Linked DNA regions of Homo sapiens: region 2 is linked to region 1. Evidence: read pairs that join two places in POLR2A ChIA-PET (ENCODE). Cell type or tissue: Panc1. All regions are shown on one strand. Each heading gives the region's core, and the rest is flanking DNA. Links, peaks and the distances in the headings are about the cores only.

The links. Peaks named below come from ENCODE experiments on the same cell type or tissue, not always from the same donor. Only the 100,000 strongest peaks of a DNase experiment are listed, where the experiment ranks them.
Region 2: POLR2A ChIA-PET joins it to region 1 with 6 read pairs; 2 of 35 experiments call an interaction of 5 or more read pairs at or near these places.

Annotation. Positions count from the first base shown.
Region 1 is chr16:30,295,384-30,305,059 of GRCh38, reverse strand. It overlaps the pseudogene SMG1P5. Among named protein-coding and RNA genes, the nearest start is that of NPIPB13, 52 kb to the right of the region's middle. In Panc1, for the core only: no CTCF peak of the experiment used is centred there; no DNase peak of the experiment used is centred there.
Region 2 is chr16:30,045,038-30,054,713 of GRCh38, reverse strand. LOC112694756 (uncharaterized LOC112694756) reads right to left here and starts at 1,563. Exons shown (of 14, transcript NM_001365304.2): 1 at 1,497-1,563; 2 at 1,215-1,250. The coding sequence starts at 1,220. It also overlaps a transcript of TLCD3B not described here. RefSeq lists enhancers at 1-181, 182-1,160 and a silencer at 5,869-6,069. In Panc1, for the core only: no CTCF peak of the experiment used is centred there; a DNase peak (open chromatin) is centred at 1,620; H3K4me3 peaks cover 1,841 bases; H3K27ac peaks cover 2,079 bases.

The sequences.
Region 1 (9,676 bases), core at 4,798-7,297:
ACAGGGTAAGGCTGGGAAAATGGGGACCAATCACATACACCTTCCAAAGACTTGTATCTCCTCTTATTCTGGATGCCTCTTACTAACGCCTTGCACAGGCATAAGTTGATTAGTCTACTGTGCAGGTAAAAATTGTTTACATTCTTTTCCTGTGAATTGTTAATTTCCCACTAGAAAGGTTATAGTACATTTTAAAAGAGAATTCTCTTAAAACAAGATTAGAAGACTGGATAAGATCTTACAGAAAAGGTTTACCCAATTATCGTGGATATTGAATGTATAGTGCATAGTAGGCTCTTACTACAGCAAGTCCTTGAACTCTTGGGCCTGTGGAGGATATAGATATATATATAGAGGGGGTACTTTTCTGTCTTTTTTTTTTTTTTCTCTTTTAAGTTCAGGGTACATGTGCAGGATGTACAGGTTTGTTATGTAGGTAAACGTGTGCCATGGTAGTTTGCTGCACAGATCATCCCATCATCTAGGTATTAAACCCAGCATCCATTAAGCTATTCTTGCTGATGCTCTCCTTCCCCCCGCCCCCTAGAGTGGGTACTTTTCTGGTTTTTTTGTTGTTGTTTTCAATATATTTTTTTGAGACAGAGTCTTGCTCTGTCACCCAGGCTGGAGCGCAGTGCTGCAATCTCTCCTCACTGCAACCTCCGCCTCCCAGGTTCAAGTGATTCTCGTGCCTCAGCCTCCCAAGTAGCTGGGAGTACAGGTACATGCCACCACACCCAGCTGATTTTTGCATTTTTAGTGGAGACAGGGTTTCACCATGTTGGCCAGGCTGGTCTCGAACTCCTGACCTTAAGTGATCACATGTGCTCATTACAGGCGTGAGCCACTGGGCCCTGCCTAGAGTGGGCACTTTTCTAAAGTTAAATACACTGATAGCATTTCTGCCTTATGGCGTAGCCTCACTGTATAGGTGAGTGCCTTGGAAGTTCAGAGGATTGGCCGGGTGCAGTGGCTCACGCCTGTAATCCCAGCACTTTGAGAGGCTGAGACGGGCAGATCACGAGGTCAGGAGATCGAGACCATCCTGGCTAACACGGTGAAACCCTGTCTCTACTGAAAATACAAAAAATTAGCTGGGCGCGGTGGTGGGCGCCTGTAGTCCCAGCTACCCGGGAGGCAGAGCTTGCAGTGAGCTGAGTGCACCACTGCACTCCAGCCTGGGCAACAGAGCGAGACTCCGTCTCAAAAAAACAACAACAAAAAAGAAAGTTCAGAGGATTAGAGGTAATGATAATTTTTTTCCTTAAAGAGAAATTTATCGGTAAAGCTGAGTTATGGGCTTTGTCAGATGTAATTACTTTTTGGACATTTAGTTTTTGACTTTTTTTTTTTTTTATACTGTGTGTGTGCTTCGTGTATCTTGGTGAAAATCTTTGTGCGTGTAGCTTTTATTGTTGGTATATAACTTTTAAAAAACTGATTTCTTTTTATGTTTTCACAAGTGGAATGAATTCAAAGGCTATGTATGCTGTTTGTTAAAACAGAGTGTTTGAAGCCTTAGACTTATGATATTATAGAAGCTAAACAGTGACTCTAAAGTAGTTCAGTAAACAATTCCTCTTCTTCAAAGGTAGTTTGCTAGTGACAGAATTGTAAGTAGAGCCTAATTTCCCAGCTGGTAACTTGATGACATTTTTGGTATCCGTCCTTATTGAAATACTCTATGGGCTACGGATTTGTAAAAATCCTATTCTTCTCTCAGACATTGTAGTTTCTTTTTTTTTTTTTTTTTTTTTAACTTTTAAATTCAGGATACAAGTGCAGATTTGTTACACTGGTAAACTTGTGTCATGAGGGTTTGTAGTATAGATTATTTTATCACCCAGGTATTAAGCCTGGTACCCATTGGTTGTTTCTCTTGATCCTCTCCCTCCTCCCACCCCCCACCCTCCAAAAGGATCCAGTGTGTTTTGCTCCCCTTGTAGTTATTTATTTATTTATCTATGAGATGGAGTATCTCCCTGTCACCCAGGCTGGAGTGCAATGGCGCGATCTCAGGTCACTGCAGCCTCCACCTCCCAGATTAAAGTGATTCTCCTGCCTCAGCCTCCCGAGTAGCTGGGATTACAGGAGCGTGCCACCATGCCCGGCTAATTTTTTGTATCTTTAGTAGAGACGAAGTTCCACCATGTTGGCCAGGCAGGTCTCAATCTCCTGACCCCGTGATCTGCCCTCCTCGGCCTCCCAAAGTGCTGGGATTACAGGTGTGAGCCACCACGCCCAGCCTTCTGGTTTCTTTTATTATCAATTTTTTCTCATACCTTAGAAATGAAACTGTCAGACCCTTTGTGATTTGTTGTTTACGTATGTATTGGCTAATTATGGTAAATAGCACAGTTGAAAATGTTTTGCAAAAATTGAGTTTTTTGTTTTGTTTTGTTTTTTGAGACAGTCTCGCTCTGTCACGCAGGCTGGAATGCACTAGTGTGATTTCACTGCAACCTTTGCTTCCCAGGCTAAAGCGATCCTCCCACCTCAGCCTCCTGAGTAGCTGGGATTACAGGCATGTGCCACTGTGCCCAGCTAATTTTTGTATTTTTCGTAGAGATGGGGTTGTACCATGTTGCCGATGCTGGTCTCGAACTCCTGGGCTCAAGTGATCTGCCTGCCTTGCCCTTCCAAAGTGCTGGGTAATTACAGGGAAGAGCCACCTCGCCCAGCAAAAATCTAGTTTTTAAAGGCATTGTTAATATACTAATGGTATTCACTATTGTGTGCTTGTTCTTGTGATTAAAAAATAAGGGGAGAAAAGTTGTGGTTTGCTACCTTTCTAGTGGAGGCATGCCTTGCATGTGGTAGATGATAATTAGACATTTGTTGAACTAAATGTGTGATTATGGCTCCCCAAAACTTCATCCCAGGGAAATGATGATAATGTGAATAAGAGGCTTTCCTCCAGTGGGATACCTAGATGATAAGTAGAAGCCTATATCCTGTTTTTACTCGATTGAGGCTTTATCCGTACCCCTTGGAAGTTGTTTAATTTACCTACACCCAGGCTCTTTACCTGCATGTTGAAAACAGTTTGGAATGGACCCAAAGAAAGTTGTTACTAAGGCCTTTCTTTTTTCTCTCCCAGCCAGTCCTCTGGAATGAGGTGTTCAGCTGGCCTAGGGTTATTCATTTCTCGTTTCCTTCAGCAAATATTTTTTTGAGGGTCTGTTATGTGCCAGGCACTCTGCTGGGATTTGGAATATAGAGTTGAACAAAAGAGCGATAGGACCTATATTCCCTGAGCTTTTATTGACCAGTGGACTGTGACTTTTGATGTAATTTTATTTTTGAGAGAGGGTCTTGCTCTGTCACCCAGGCTGGAGTGCAGTGGGGTGATCTCGGCTCACTGCAACCTCCACCTCACGGGCTCCAGTGATTCTCCTGCCTCAGCCTCCCGAGTAGCTGGGACTACAGGTGCACACCACCTTGGCTGGCTAGTTTATGTAATTTTTTGTGTGTCTGTGGAGACAGGGTTTCACCATGTTGCCCAGGCTGGTCTCAAACTCCTGAACTGATGTGATCTACCCGCCTTCCAAAGTACTGGGATTACAGGCATGAGCCACCATAATAATTTAATTATTATTTAAATAATTTTTAATTTTAAAAATTTAAAAATTATTTTAAAATTTAAAAATTCCTTTGCTTATTTATACTCAATGGACAACAAAATGTTTATATATTCACAGAGAGATCGATGTCTTATTGTGATGAGTCTCGACTGTCAAATCTTCTTCGGAGGATCACCCGGGAAGACGACAGAGACTGAAGATTGGTCACTGTAAAGCAGTTGAAAGAATTTATTCAGCAACCAGAAAATAAGCTGGTAAGTATAGTATGTTTGGAAATATGAGGATTTTTGTGTTTCCATAATAAACTAGGTAATGCTACCTTGAGTAGTTTAAGAATGGGGAAAGTCTGTATTATGATGATCAAGAACTTAATGCTCTCTAATATGTAATTTCTTTTTCTTCTTAAAGACAAGATCTTGCTCTCGCCCAGGCTGGAGTGCAGTGGCACAATCATAGCTCACTGCAGTCTCAAACTCCTGGATTCAAGCTGTCCTCCCGCTGTGGCCTCCTGAGTAGCTGGGACTTCAGGCATGTGCTACTACACCTGGCTGAGGTGGAAGAATCACTTGAGCCCAGGAATTCAGGGTTGCAGTGAGATATGATCACACCTCTGCATGTCAACCTGGGCGACAGAGGGAGTCCTTGTCTCTTAAAACAACAACAGAAATGTAACAAAGTATGGGAAGGGTTAAATTTTTTTCTTCACTTTCTTTACACCAATTAAGAACTTGATATGGGCCAGGTGTGGTGGCTCATGCCTGTAATCCCAGCATTTTGGGAGGCCAAGGTGGGCGGATCACCTGAGTTCAGGAGTTCGATACCAGCCTGCCCAACATAGTGAAGCCCCATCTCTACTAAAAATACAAAATTAGCTGGGCGTGGTGGCACATGACCGTAATTCCAGCTACATGGGAGGCTGTGGCAGGAGAATCGCTTGAACCCAGGAGACGGAGGTTGCAGTGAGCTGAGATCACGCCATTGCACTCCAGCCTGGGCGAAAAGAGTGAAACTCCATCTTAAAAAAAAAAAAAAAGAACTTGACAATGAGCAGGAGAAAATTAATGAAAATGGTCTAGTGAGGCAGATGACACTTGGATCAAAGCAAGTTTCTCCTCCTTCCAAATTTTATTATGAGTAGTTTCAAATATATAGCAAGTTGAAAGAATTTGACATTGAATCTGTTAAACCCATCATCTAATTTTTGTCGTTAATGTTTTGCCCTAAATACTGCCTTGTCACATATCTCTCCATCTATCCCTCCATCCATCAGTCAATTTTTCAAATGGATTTCAAAGTAAATAAAACAAGCTTTTTGAGTTTATTTTTTTGTTGATGATCACAGCTCTATGTTTCCAGTGGGTGAATTTCTTTCATAGGCTGAAAGGAAACATGACATTCCTGATACATGCTCATTGGGGAGTGGGAATAATAAAGAAAGTAAAGTACTGTTGAATTAGAATTTGGAGGGAAGACAAGTAAAAAAGTACACAATGCTATTCTTAAAAGTATAGGAATTTGAAGTTTTTATAAATGTGTTTTCTTTTAAAGGTACTAGTTAAACAATTGGATAATATCTTGGCTGCTGTACATGATGTGCTTAATGAAAGGTAAGTAACTAATAATGGTTCGGTTTAAATGACTTTAAAATATATTTTTAGAAATTACTTAACAATACACAAGAAGACAAACCCACTGGCTTTGTTTATGAACATCTATTGACATTTCAGTGGGTCTTGTCATTTTTATCTGCATTAATTATGTGTTAATTACGGTTGAATACAAATGGAATCCACTTGAAAAGAATATTTATTTTTTGAGCCAGAGTCTCACCGTGTCGCCCAGGCTGGAGTGCAGTGGTGCGATCTCAGCTCACTGCAACCTCCACCTCCCGGGTTCAAGTGATTCTCCTGCCTCAGCCTCCCGAGTAGCTGGGACTACAGGCATGCACCACAACTGCCAGCTAATTTTTGTATTTTTAGTAGAGACAGGGTTTCACCATGTTGGCCAGGCTGGTCTGGAACTCCTGACCTCAGGTGATCCACCCACCTTAGCCTTCCAAAGTGTTGGGATTACAGGCATGAGCCACTGTGCCTGGCTGGAATATTTTATTTTTTTAATTTACTAGTCTCACTGGATAACTGAGTCTTGACTTATGGAATGGCATAAACTCTTGATGCAGGCATGAAGAATAAAATTAGTTTTTGTAAACTAGAGAATTTGAAACTGCTTAGAGAATAGAGGTAAAAAGGAATTTCCTTCTTTGGGTAAGAGTGGATCCAAACCATATATTCTCTGGCTATTAGCGTCTCCAGAGGTGTGTGGTCATTTTTTGTTATGGTGATTCCCAAAGATTTGCAGTGTTGGCAAGTACCCAAAATTTATCTCAGCTGGTCATAAACCTTAGTGCCTTTTGATGGTTTTGTTTTATAGAGTTACTTATTAAAGTTCTATGTAAATCATTACTGTTATCCTTTTAAGTTTCTGTATTTAACTATTACCATTTTTTATTTTATAGTCATTACATATTGGATATTATGTAGAATGTAGTTATGTATAGAGTGTTTTATCTAATTATTTGTTGCTGCCCTTTTCTGAGAGTTATTTAATACAGTTTGAGATGGAATTTAGCATTTTTGGGCCTTCCCTCACTGTTTGTAAATAATTGATTTTGTAAAAAGAAAGTAATGTCAGACAGATACTTGAGGGCAATGCAGGCTAGACAGAATGTAGTATTTAAAGTGGAGAAAATTTCAACCTTTTATGTAGTTTGAATAGAAATTTAAAAAACCACTTAAGACATTCTTTTGTAAGATGTATTACTCGTGTCATCATAGAAAACTTAAGCCTTTTGTGTGTGTTTTTTGTTTGCATTAAAATAAACACAGTAGCAAATTGCTTCAGGAGTTGAGACAGGAGGGAGCTTGCTGTCTTGGCCTTCTTTGTGCTTCTCTGAGCTATGAGGCTGAGAAGATCTTCAAGTGGAGTTTTAGCAAATTTAGCTCATCTGCAAAAGATGAAGTTAAAGTCCTCTACTTATGTGCCACCTACAAAGCACTAGAGACTGTAGGAGAAAAGAAAGCCTTTTCATCTGTAATGCAGGTAAGAATGAAGGGGGAAAATGCATGATGTACTTGGGAAGAAAATTGTCCCTTAACACATGTCCTTGGAGGGGAGCTTGAAGAAGGGAAACATAGAATAGGGGTTATCTACTGATAGGAAATATGTTTTAAAAATTCCTCTTTCTCAGTTTGAGTAAAGGATACACTGTTCAAGGATCAGTGCTACATACATATATGCATATATGTGGAGAAAGAGGGAGAGATTTCTTCTAAGAAATTGGCTTACACGCCGGGTGCGGTGGCTCACGCCTGTAATCCCAGCACTTTGGGAGGCCGAGGCAGGCGGATCATGAGGTCAGGAGATCGAGACCATCCTGGCTAACATAGTGAAACCCCATATCTACTAAAAATACAAAAAAAATTAGCCGGGCGTGGTGGTGGGCACCTGTAGTCTCAACTAATTGGGAGACTGAGGCAGGAGAATGCCGTGAACCTGGGAGGCGGAGCTTGCAGTGAGTCGAGATCGCGCCACTGCACTCCAGCCTGGGCAACAGAGTGAGACTCTGTCTCAAAAAAAAAAAAGAAAAAAAAAAGATACACGTTGAAGTTAGATTTGAAATAAGTTAGTTTTAAGATTTTTTTCCTCAGCCAAGCGCGGTGGCCTATATGCCTGTAATCCCAGCACTTTGGGAGGCCGAGGTGGGAACATCATGAGGTCAAGGGATCGAAACCATCCCGGCCAACATGGTGAAACCCCGTCTCTACTAACAATACAAAAATTAGCCAGGCATGGTGGCACGTGCCTGTAGTCCCAGCTACTCAGGAGGCTGAGGCAGGAGAATCGCTTGAACCCGGGAGGCCGAGGTTGCAGTGAGCCGAGATCACACCATTGCCTGGGCAACAGAGCCAGACTCTGTCTCAAAAAAAAAAAAAAAAAAAAAAAAAGGATTTTTTTCCTCTTTGGTTTTTAGAAATGTTTTTTTGAGATTGCTTAGGACCAGAATGATTTGCAAATTTGAAAATAGGAACTCCACTAGGAATGCTGGATAGAAGAGTGCTTCACATTTGTAGAGGGAGACAAGAACTAAATATCACAACTTCTTTCTGAGCCTTTTGGTTTGCTAACGTGCCCCAAATTCTTATTCCAAATGGTATAAGATAATTATGTGTAAATGAATACCAGCTCTACTTAGTTTTATTTCACATTTGTGTATCTGAATATATTAAAACATCATTCCTTTTTTTTTTTTTTTTTTTTTTTTGATGCAGAGTCTTGCTCTGTTGTCCAGCCTGGAGTGCAGTGGCATGATCTCGGCTCACTGCAACTTCTGCCTCCCAGGTTCAAGCGATTCTCCTGCCTCAGCCTCCCGAGTAGCTGGTATTACAGGAGTGTGCCATTAGCCTGGCTAATTTTTGTATTTTTAGTAGAGATGGGGTTTCATTGTGTTGGCCATGCTGGTCTTGAACTCCTGACCTCAAGTGATCCTCCTGCCTCGGCCTCCCAAAGTACTGTGATTAGTGTCATGAGCCACCACACCTGGCCTAAAAGATCATTGATTTAGTTTTGAGTAAGATTTTAAGTGATTAAATTATGGTATTGTTGTGTTTGGAATATCTGATATTAGGGTTTTTTTTTAATATAGTTTTTGATATGCTTTATTTTGGGTATGTAGTTTAAAAAATATAAAGGAAATATAAGGAATGTTCTTTTTTTTTTTTTAAATAAAAAATGTATTTTTAACTGGGCATGGTGGCTCACTCCTGTAACCCCAGCACTGTGGGAGGCTGAGGCCGGTGAATTGCCTGAGTCCAGGAGTTTGAGACCAGCCTGGGCAACATGGTGAAACCCTGTTTCTATCAAAAAAAGGAAAAAAAATAAGTCGGGCATGGTGGCATGCATCTGTAATCCCAGCTACTTGGAGGCTGAGGCAGGAGGATCGCTTGTGCCTGGGAGGTTGAAGCTACAGTGAGCTATGGTCAAGCTACTGCACTCCATTATAGGCAACCCTGTCTCAAAAAAGCAAAACAAAACGAAACATTTTCCCCCTTGATTATAGAGGTTTGAGAAAAATTTGAGGGAGGATTCAGAAAATTACCTGTAACTGAACAGAATGCCACCAGCTTGGGCTTATTCTGCATGCATAATTATGAACATTTTCCCATCTCTTGTGAAAATTCTCACATTCATAGAAAGATAGATGCACCAGTAAAATAAATACCTGTAAATAACGATAATAATTTCATAATATATGCTTCACCTAGATTTACCAGTTACTAATATTTTGCTACAGTTTTATTTTCTCACACACTTTTGTTGAGCATCTGAAAACCATATACATGATGACAGTTCACCCCATAATGTTTTAGTATGCATCTCCCAAGAATAAGGTTTTTCTTCTGTATAACAAGAATATTGTAATCATACCTAAGAAAATGAATTTTATTACATATGTGTTCTATATTCAAATTTCTGTAATTACCCTTAAGATGTCTTTTAAATGATTTTTAGCATTGATAGTCTGTGCCTGTGTAGATTATAACATTGGCTATTGCAAAATAATGGTTTTCTTTTTCTCTCTTTTTTTTTTTTTGAGATGTAATCTTGCTCTATTGTCCAAGCTGGAGGGCAGTGGTGCGATCTCGGCTCACTGCAACCTCCGCCTCCCAGGTTCAAGCAGTTCTCTTGCTTCAGCCTCCTGAGTAGCTGGGATTACAGGCATGTGCCACTGTGCTCTGCTAATTTTTATATTTTTAGTAGAGATGGAGTTCATCATGCTGGCCAAGCTGGTCTTGAACTCCTGACCTCAGGTGATCCACCTGCCTCGTCCTCCCAAAGTGCTGGGGTTACAGGTGTGAGCCACTGCACCCAGCGTAAAATGATGGTTTTCTGATTCTAGCATTTCTTTTATAAGATTGCTATGTAAAGCGCAGCTTTTCCTTTTTTAGGGAAAAATGTTTTTTAACAGCTGCAAAATAAATATTCTTTCAATGGAATGACAAATAGTTATTTATTATTTTATTTTTGCCATATAT
Region 2 (9,676 bases), core at 511-3,010, 250 kb after region 1:
GGGACGAGGAGGTGGCTGGGAGAGGAACGGCCACCAGATGGTGGGGAGAGCGTCAACAGGACTACACCCTGACTCATTATCTTGTGCCCTGAGCCTGCCTTTTTCCCTATCATTCCCAGTTCAGCAACATCAAGCACTTCAGCATTCTAGAGTCTTCTAGGGCTGATTTTCCTTCTGGAATGCCTCTCCAAAGAGATCTCTTGTCTCTGACTCCCTTGCCACTCCTTTACCATCCCTCAGCCCACATTACCGGCTCCTGTCATCCAACCTGCAATTTTGCCCCTTTCCACACCAGATGTCCTTGTGTAGTATCCCTCCCTCCCTTACAATCCGTCAATGGCTCCCAGTAACTCACTTAAAACTTTTTCTATTATTTATTTTATTATTATTATTCTTATTGAGACGGAGTATCACTGTCACCCAGGCTGGAGCAGTGGGGCAAGCTTGGTTCATGCAACCTCTGCCACCCGGGTTCAAGCGATTCTCCTACTTCAGCCTCCCTAGTAGCTGGGATTACAGGTGCGCGCCACGACGCCCAGCTAATGTTTGTATTTTTAGTACAGAGGGGGTTTTGCCATGTTGGCCAGGCTGGTCTTGAACTCCTGATCTCAGGTGATCCGCCCGCCTCGGCCTCCCAAAGTGCTGGGATTCCAGGCATGAGCCACCGCACCTGGTCAATTTTTTTAGAGACAGTGTCTCACTCTGTCACCCAGGCTGGAGTGCAGCGGCATGATCATGGCTCGCTGCAGCCTCGAGCTCCTGGGCTTAAACGATCCTCCCACCTCAGTCTCCTCAGTAGCTGGAATTACAGGCGACAGCCACCACGCCTGGCACTTAAAATTTATGTCAGTGACAAAATTCCCAATTTAGCCCTGCCTACCTCTCTCCCTCCCCCTCTTCCAAACACACGATAGCCCTAGCAGTTCCCCAAATGCTGCAGCCTCCCTCTCACCCCCAGACTGTTTCCTCTGCCGGAAATGCCTTTTCTCGTGGATTACTTAGTCAACTCCTTATCTTGCCAGGAATACCAGAAATGTGCCCTCCCGTGGGAAGTCCATTCCTGGACTCTTCCTGACAGCTCTCGTCCTGAGCTGGCAGGTTGTAGTCTCTGTTGGGTAGAAGCCCCCTCCCCAGTCCGTGCTGGAAGACAGGCCCATTCGGGGTTAGGAGAGGGCGCTGAGGGGGCCCAGAGAGGGGAAGGGGCCCGGACTTACGTCCATGGGGAAGGGCAGAGCCAGTCAGTCCGGGAGCTGCAGAAGGAAGGTTCTGGGTCTCAGAGGCTGAGAGGCACCGTTAGACCGGGGTGCCCACCCTCCTTCCCTTTCCTGTTTGGGGAAACTGAGGCCATGGCTGGGCCGGAGGGTGGAATTCGGGAAGGGGAATGGGGGGCGGGGGATCCGAGGCGGCGCCTTCCTCGCAGGCTCCAGCGCGCCCCAGGCCACTCCCCTCCTCAGTCCCCACACTCCGGGCTTCCCCAGTCGGTCAGCACCCATCACCTGCACCCTCGGGCCGCGGGCAATTCACGGATTCCGCGCCAAGCTAGGTCCAATCGTCCGAGGGACCGGCCCCGCCCAGAAGCCGTTCGCGGCATCCCGCTGTTGCCATGGTGACCAGAGCGGTGTTTGTACGGCGGCTGCCGAGGCCCAAACTCCCTCTTCCCGCCTCGCGCCTCCCTCTTCCCGCCTAAGCTTCAACTGTCACCGGCTCTGCGCCGCCGCGGCCCTCGGGGCTTTCTCGCGGGGAGCGAAGGGGAAGAGCGAATCCCGCCGCCGCCCGCCTGGGTCGGATCCTCATCAGATGCCGGACGTTGGAGGAGGCACCGGGTTCTGGGGCGCCACAGGAGGATTGAACCCCCAGGCTACACCCACCACTTGGATGTATCTCCGGCCAAGCCACTGAGCATCTGCAAAAGGGAGAAACGCCTGCCGCTCAGGGATATTGTAAACATCAATGCTACTTTTTATATTTTATTTATATTTATTTATTTATTTATTTATTTATTTATTTATTTATTTTTGAGACGGAGTCTCGCTCTGTCGCCCAGGCTGCAGTGCAGTGGCGCGATCTCGGCTCACTGCAACCTCCGCCTCCCGTGTTCAAGTGATTCACCTGCCTCAGCCTCCCGAGTAGCTGGGATTACAGGCGCGCACTACCACACCCGGCTAATTTTTGTATTTTTAGTAGAGACAGGGTTTCGCAATGTTGACCAGGCTGGTCTCGAACTCCTGACCTCAAGTGATGCGCCCGCCTCAGCTTCCCAAAGTGCTGGGATTATAGGCGTGAGCCACCGCGCCGGGCCCGGTTCTTTTTTACTGATTTATTTATTAATTGATTTATTTATTTTTTGGAGACAGATTTTCGCTCATCTCCCAGGCTGGAGTGCAATGGTGTGATCTTGGCTCACTACAACCTATGTCTCCTGGGTTCAAGCGATTCTCCCGCCTCAGCCTCCCGAGTAGCTGAGATTACAGGCGACTGCCACCACGCACACCTAATTTTTGTATTTTTAGTAGAGACGGGGTTTCACCATGTTGGCCAGGCTGGTCTCGAACTCCTAACCTCAGGCAATCCCGCCCGCCTTGGCCTCCCAAAGTGCTAGGATTACTGGCATGAGCCACTGTGCCCAGCCTTTTTTTCTGAATTTTTAGAGATGTGGTCTTGCTATGTTGTTAAGGCTGGTCTTGAACTCCTGGGCTCAAGCAGTCCTCCAGCCTCAGCCTCCCAGGTAGCTGGGATTACAGGCATAAGCCACCTTCAGTAGGATCTGCTGAAGCTTCCTGAACCAGTGTGTAGGGTCTCACATTTCCACAGCTTTGCAGTTGCTGATCCCTCTGCCTGGAACACCCTCTGTCTTCCCCTCAAACCTCTTCCTCATCCCTCAAGCACGTCCTCAGTTTTGCCTCTGTGAGGTCTCCCTGCCAACCTCAGGCAGAGGTGGCTGCTTTGGACTGTGAATTCCCACAGCATCCTACAGATACTGTTGTTCTCGCACTTCTCACAAGATACTTGAATTCCTCACTTCCATGTCTGGCTCCACAATTAGACTGCAAGTGTCTGGGGCCTGGTCTGAGTCATCTCCGTATCCTGAGCTCTAGTACTTGGCCTAGCCCTGGGAGCCTTGGTGAATACTCACTGATTCTTTTTCTTTCTTTCTTTCTTTTTTCTTTTCTTTTCTTTTTTTTTTTTTTTTTTGAAACGGAGTTTTGCTCTTGTCGCCCAGGCTGGAGTGCAATGGTGTGATCTCAGCTCACTGCAACCTCCGCCCTGGATTCAAGCAATTCTCCTGCCTCAGCTTCCAGAGTAGCTGGAAGTGCCACCATGCCCAGCTAATTTTGTATTTTTAGTAGAGACGGGGTTTGTCCATGTTGGTCAGGCTGGTCTCGAACTCCCGACCTTAGGTGTTCTGCCCGCCTTGGCCTCCCAAAGTGCTGGGATTACAGGTGTGAGCCACTGCGCCTGGCCTGTTTTTTTCTTTTAATAAAGTAGACATGGGGTCTCACTATGTTGGCCAGGCTAGTCTCCAACTCCTGCCTCAAATGATCCTCCCACCTCGGCCTCCCAGGTTGCTGGTATTACAGGCCAGAGCCACTGCACTCAGCCAATACTCACTGATTCTATGAATGAATTGAAACCAAACACCATCCACGAATGAAGCATTGTTTTCCACACGTCCTAATTTCCTTGGCTTTCAAGGCACTCAGACCTCCCCGTTTCATTCCTAACCTTTTTAGATCACACACACACAGACACTTGCACACACCCACACATGCACGCTCACACAAGCACCCCTCTCTATGGAGGCCTCCGACTTCCTAAACGATGGCTGAATCCTGGCATTTTCCCCTAAAAACAATGCCACCATATACCTATTTTTGTCCATGTTCTCCACCCCAACATACCTCACCACAGCTGCTGCTCCTGGGGTTTCCTACACCATGAGGCAGCCACGGAAACTGCCAGGGGCTGTGTCCCTGGATCCAAATCTTCCCTCCCACTGTCAACCATACTGAGGTGGTCTCAGCCACCCTCTTGGCCACCCCTGGCCCTCTCAGAGGGCGTTTCAAGCCCAGAAAACAGAAGTCTAGCTGTTGCTAATGTCACCATTATTGATCCTAAAGAAGATTGTCTTCTTAGGCTGTCTTCCGGTTTTTGTTTTTGTTTTTGTTTTTTTTGAGACAGAGTCTCACTCGGTAGCCCAGGCTGGAGTGCAATGGCACAATCATGGCTCACCACAACAGCCTCGACCTCCTGGCTCAAGGGATCCTTCCACCTCAGTCTCCCAAGTAGCTGAGACTACAGGTGCATGCTACGACACCCAGCTAATTTTTAAAATTTTTTGTATAGACGGGGTCTCACTGTATTGCTCAGGCTGTTTTTGAACTCCTGGGCTCAGGCGATCCTCCTGCCTCAGCCTCTCGAATTGCTGGGATTACAAGCGTGAACCACTGTGCCCGGCCTTGGGCGGTCTTATTGTCTGATGGAATCCTGAGGACCAAGTTGAGGCCAGTTCTCACCTCAGCCCTACAAAAGGCCTCCAGGAACACATATTCTGCATATTCTGCCAACAGAGAGACTTCAGCCTTGGCAAGGCCCCTGGACACGTCCGTGGCCTGCAGTGCCCAGACTCGCTGGTGCTGGTGTTTTGTTCCTACCATGGGCTCATACATTATGCAGGAGCACGGGCAGTGCCCCAGGCTTGTGTGTTGCCAGGCAAGCCAAGACAAGGGATGATGTATGCACCCCACTTTGCCAAGGCCCCATTTCTTTTCTTTCTCTTTTTTTTTTTTTTTGAGATGGAGTCTTGCTCTGTTGCCCACGCTAGAGTGCAGTGGTGCGATCTCAGCGCACTGCAACCTCTGCCTCCCAAGTTGAGTGATTCTCCTATCTCAGCCTCCCAAATAGCTGGGATTACAGACGCATGCCACCATGCCCGGCTAATTTTTGTATTTTTAGTAGAGACAGGGTTTCACCATGTTGGCCAGGCTAGTCTTAAACTCCTGACCTTGTGATTTGTCCACGTCGGCCTCCCAAAGTGCTGGGTTACAGATGTGAGCTACTGCGCCTGGCTGTGCCGAGGCCCCACTTCTATCCACATCACAACATTTGCTGGGGGCAGAGAAAAACTGACTTCACAATAGCCAGCTAACCGCAAAGTCTCCTCTCCCGAAGTTGGAAGCTGGAGATGTCAGATGTATCATATGTAGTTCCGCACTTCCCCTAGGAAAGGGCAGACAGGATTGTATACTTCCAATAATCGTGGGGTGGGTGGGAGATCAGAGATGCAGAGTTCCCAGAAGATGAAAGAAGCTTCAGCAGGCTTGGACGTGGGAAGGGACCTGGCAGTTCTGATTCTGATCTAATACTTTCAGCTGCCTCCAATGGACATCCAACGATATCATCTCCCAGAGATTAAGAAGAGGTTCACCAGCCTCCTTAGTATAAAATGAAAGGCTTGTGTTTAGGTAATTACCCTGGGGGAATAAAGAAGCAGTGCTGAGCTAGAGCTGGTGTCAACAGAGGCCTCTCCACAGACTTTATCTTACTTAATCCTTACAGGAGGCACGAGTGGCAGAAACAATTACTTCCATCTTATAGGTTGGAAATAATAATGGCCCAGTTGGAAACAAAACGAAAAAAACCTTTAGGCCAGTGCAGTGGCTCACGCCTGTAATCCCAGCACTTTGGGAGGCCAAGGCAGGCGGACCACCTGAGGTCAGGAGTTTGAGATCAGCTTGGCTAGCATGGCAAAACCCCATCTCTACTAAAAATACAAAAATTAGCTGGGCATGGTGGCAGGTGCCTATAATCCAAGCTACTTGGGAGGCTGAGACAGGAGAATTGCTGGAACCCATGAGGTGAAGGTTGCAGTGAGCCAAGATCGCACCACTGCACTCCAGCCTGGGTGACAGACAGAGACTCCGCCCCCAAAAAGAAAAAAAAATAGCTGGGCGTGGTGGTGCATGCCTGTAATCTCAGCTACTCGGGAGGCTGAGGCAGGAGAATCACTTGAACTGGGGAGGCAGAGGGCAGAGGTTGCAGTGAGTTGAGATCATGTCACTGAACTCCAGCCTGGGCGAGAAAAAAAAAAAGCCTTTAGAACCAGGAAAGATCTGGATTTGAATTCTAGTTCTGCCACAGTATATCTGTGCAACCCTGGACAAGTCAATTGACCTCACTGAGCCTCAGTTGTACTCATGTGGAAAGTGGGGATAACCCTCAGGGACTGGCAGGGCTTTCTGTGATTATTTGAGAAAATGTATGCAAGGCACATGGCATAGAATGAAGGCTCATTAAAATATATAGCCAGGTGCAGTGGTTCATGCCTGCAATCCCCCAGCACTTTGGGAAGCTGAGGTGAAAGGATCGGTTGAGCCCAGGAGTTCAAGACCAGCCTCAGAAACATAGTGAACTCCATCTCTACAAAAAAAAAAGAAAAATTAGACATGCATGTTTTCTAATTTTCATGTGTATTTATGGTCCAACTACTTGGGAAGCTGAGGTGGAAGAATCTCTTGAGCCCAGGAGTTTTTTTGTTTGTTGTTGTTGGTGGTGGTTTTTTTTTTTTCTTTTGGAGGCGAAGTTTCACTCTTGTTGCCCAGGCTGGAGTGCAGTTGTGCGATCTTGACTCACTGCAACCTCTGCCTTCTGGGTTCAAGCGATTCTTCTGCCTCAGTCTCCTAAGTAGCTGGGATTACAGGCACCCGCCACCACGCCCAGCTAATTTTTGTATATTTAGTAGAGACAGGGTTTCACCATGTTGACCAGGCTGGTCTTGAACTTCTGACCTCAGGTAATTCACCCGCCTTGGCCTCCCAAAGGGCTGGGATTACAGGCGTGAGCCACCACGCCAGGGCTGAGCCCAGGAGTTTGAGACTACAGTGAGCTATGATTACACCACTCCACTCCAGCATGGGCAACAGAGTGAGACACTATCTCAAAAAAAAAAAAAATTATAGGCCACGTACAGTGGCTCACACCTGTAATCCCTGCATTTTGGGAGGCTGAGGCGGGTGGATCACCTGAGGTCAGGAGTTTGAGACCAGCCTGGCCAACATGATGAATACCCAGTCTCTACAAAAAATACAAAAATTAGGCTGGGTGTGGTGGCTCTCACCTGTAATCCCAGCACTGCGGGAGGCCGAGGCAGGCGGATCACTTGAGGTCAGGAGTTCGTGACCAGCCTGGCCAACATGGTAAAACCCTGTCTCTACTAAAAATACAAAAATTAGCCGAGCATGGCGGCACGTGCCTGTAATCCCAGATACTCAGGAAGCTGAGGCAGGAGAATTGCTTGAACCTGGGAGGCAGAGGTTGCAGTGAGCTGAGATTGCACCACTGGACTCCAGCCTGGGTGACAGAGGAAGACTCCATCTCAAAAAAAGAAAAAAACCCAAAACCAAAAAGCAAAAATTAGCCAGGCACGGTGGCACATGCTTGTAGCCCCAGCTACTCAGGAGGCTGAGGTGGGAAGATTGCTTGACCGCTGGGGGCAGAGGTTGCAATGAGCCGAGATTGCGCTAGATAGATAGATAGATAGATAGATAGACAGACAGACAGACAGACAGACAGACAGACAGATGACACAACAGGCAGGGCATGGTGGCTCATGCCTGTAATTCTAGCTACTTAGGAGGCTGAAGAGGGAGGATCAGTTGAGCCCAGGAGTTCAAGGCTACAGGGAGCCATGATCATGCCACTGCACTCCAGCCTGGACGACAGATCGAGATCTCATCTCTAAATATATACATTTTGAATGACTATTAATGAATATCACAATGCGTATGTGTATAGCAACTGTGCTTTACACAGATCTCATTTAATCACCCCAGCAGCCCCAGGTAGAGGTGCTGCTGTTTCATTGATGAGGAGCCCAAGGCTCAGAGGAGTTGAATCCCTTGCACAAGGATGCCAGGCTAGTGACTGGCAGAAGCAGGACTTAGGCCTGGCAATGGGACTTGGTGTGTGCTCAGTGGAGGCTCAGAGAGGTTGTGAAATTTGGCCAAGGTCACACAGCCAGTCTATGTGAGAAGAAAGGGATTGGACCCTTAGCTGTCTGACTCCAATCACCTGCTGTGCCCTCAGCTTTTTCTGGTGTGCAGATAGAGGGTGGGACTGGCATTGCTTGGGACAGTCCCTAACCTGGGACAGGTAAGTAAAAATACTAAATAATAAATGCTCTGGCACGCCAGCCAGGACTTGCCCCAGAGCCCAGGCGGGGGGAATCGGACCCTTCCCTGGGTATCATGTGGGAAACAGGCCACTTCTGGCCACTTATTGTTTACTTATTCACAGCCTTTGATGATATCACACTTGCACACCTCCGCAGGGCACCCGGTGGAGAGGATGAGTGAAACAGCCTGTGGGCGGCAGAACCTGGAAGAACAGAGAACGGTAAACTCAAGGCCAAGGGTAAATTGGGTGGCGGGTCTCTAAGGACTGCCTGGGGGTGAAACTCACCTGGGGAGACAGGCTAGGGGAAGGAAAGATGGTGGCCAAAGTCACAGAGGCTTGGATGGGCCCTCCTATACCCCTGCCCTGCACTGCCCCTCCACACGTGGTGGACTGCCTAATGCTCTATGTTTTGTTTGTTTTTGTTTTGTTTTTGAGACAGGGTCTCCCTCTGTCACCCAGGTTGGAGTGCAGTGGCGCGATCATGGCTCACTGTGGCCTCCACCTCCCTAGCTCAAGCGATCCTCTCACCTCAGCCTCCTAAGTAGCTGGGACTACAGGCACACAGCACCACGCCCAGCTAATTTTTTTGACTTTTTGTAGAGAGGAGGTCTCACTGTGTTGCCCAGCCTGGCCCCATGCTTTCTGGCTGCACACCCAGGCCAGGACAGGCTGGTGTGTCTCCCTTCCTCTGCTGGGATGTCCTGAACACCCATTGACCACCCGACAAGGGTTCAGAGTATGTGGTGCATCCCATCTTGGGTTTATTTTAGGTGGTATGTCAGCAAGAAGACACACACACACACAAACACACACCACACACACAAACACACACAACACACACACACACAAACACACACCAAACACATCAACACACACACCATACACACACCACATAAACACACATACCACACACAAATACACACACACACCACACAAACACACACACCACTCACCACACACATACCACATACACCACACACACACCACATACACCACACACACACACCACACATACCACACACACCACACACACACACCATACACACCACACAAACACACATACCACACACACAAATACACACACACCACACATGCACCACACACACACCACACACACTACACAAACACACCACACACCACACACACCATACCCACGCACACCACACACACAAACCACACACACACACACCACACACACAAACACACACAAACACCACACACACACCCCATACACCCACCCCACACACACCCCACCACACACACACCACACACATCACACACACACCACACACACACCCTGAACAAGCTACTCTCTTTCTCTTTCCAATTCCCTTTCAACGCTTCTGATTACTGCAGGAGAAACTCTCAATTTGCTGCCAGAAACCCTTTAACACCTTTCTCTCTGTGCTTATCTTTTTGTTCTTTTTTTTTTTTTTTTTTTTTTTTTTTGAGATGGAGTCTTGCTTTGTCGCCCAGGCTGGAGTACAGTGACACGATCTTGGCT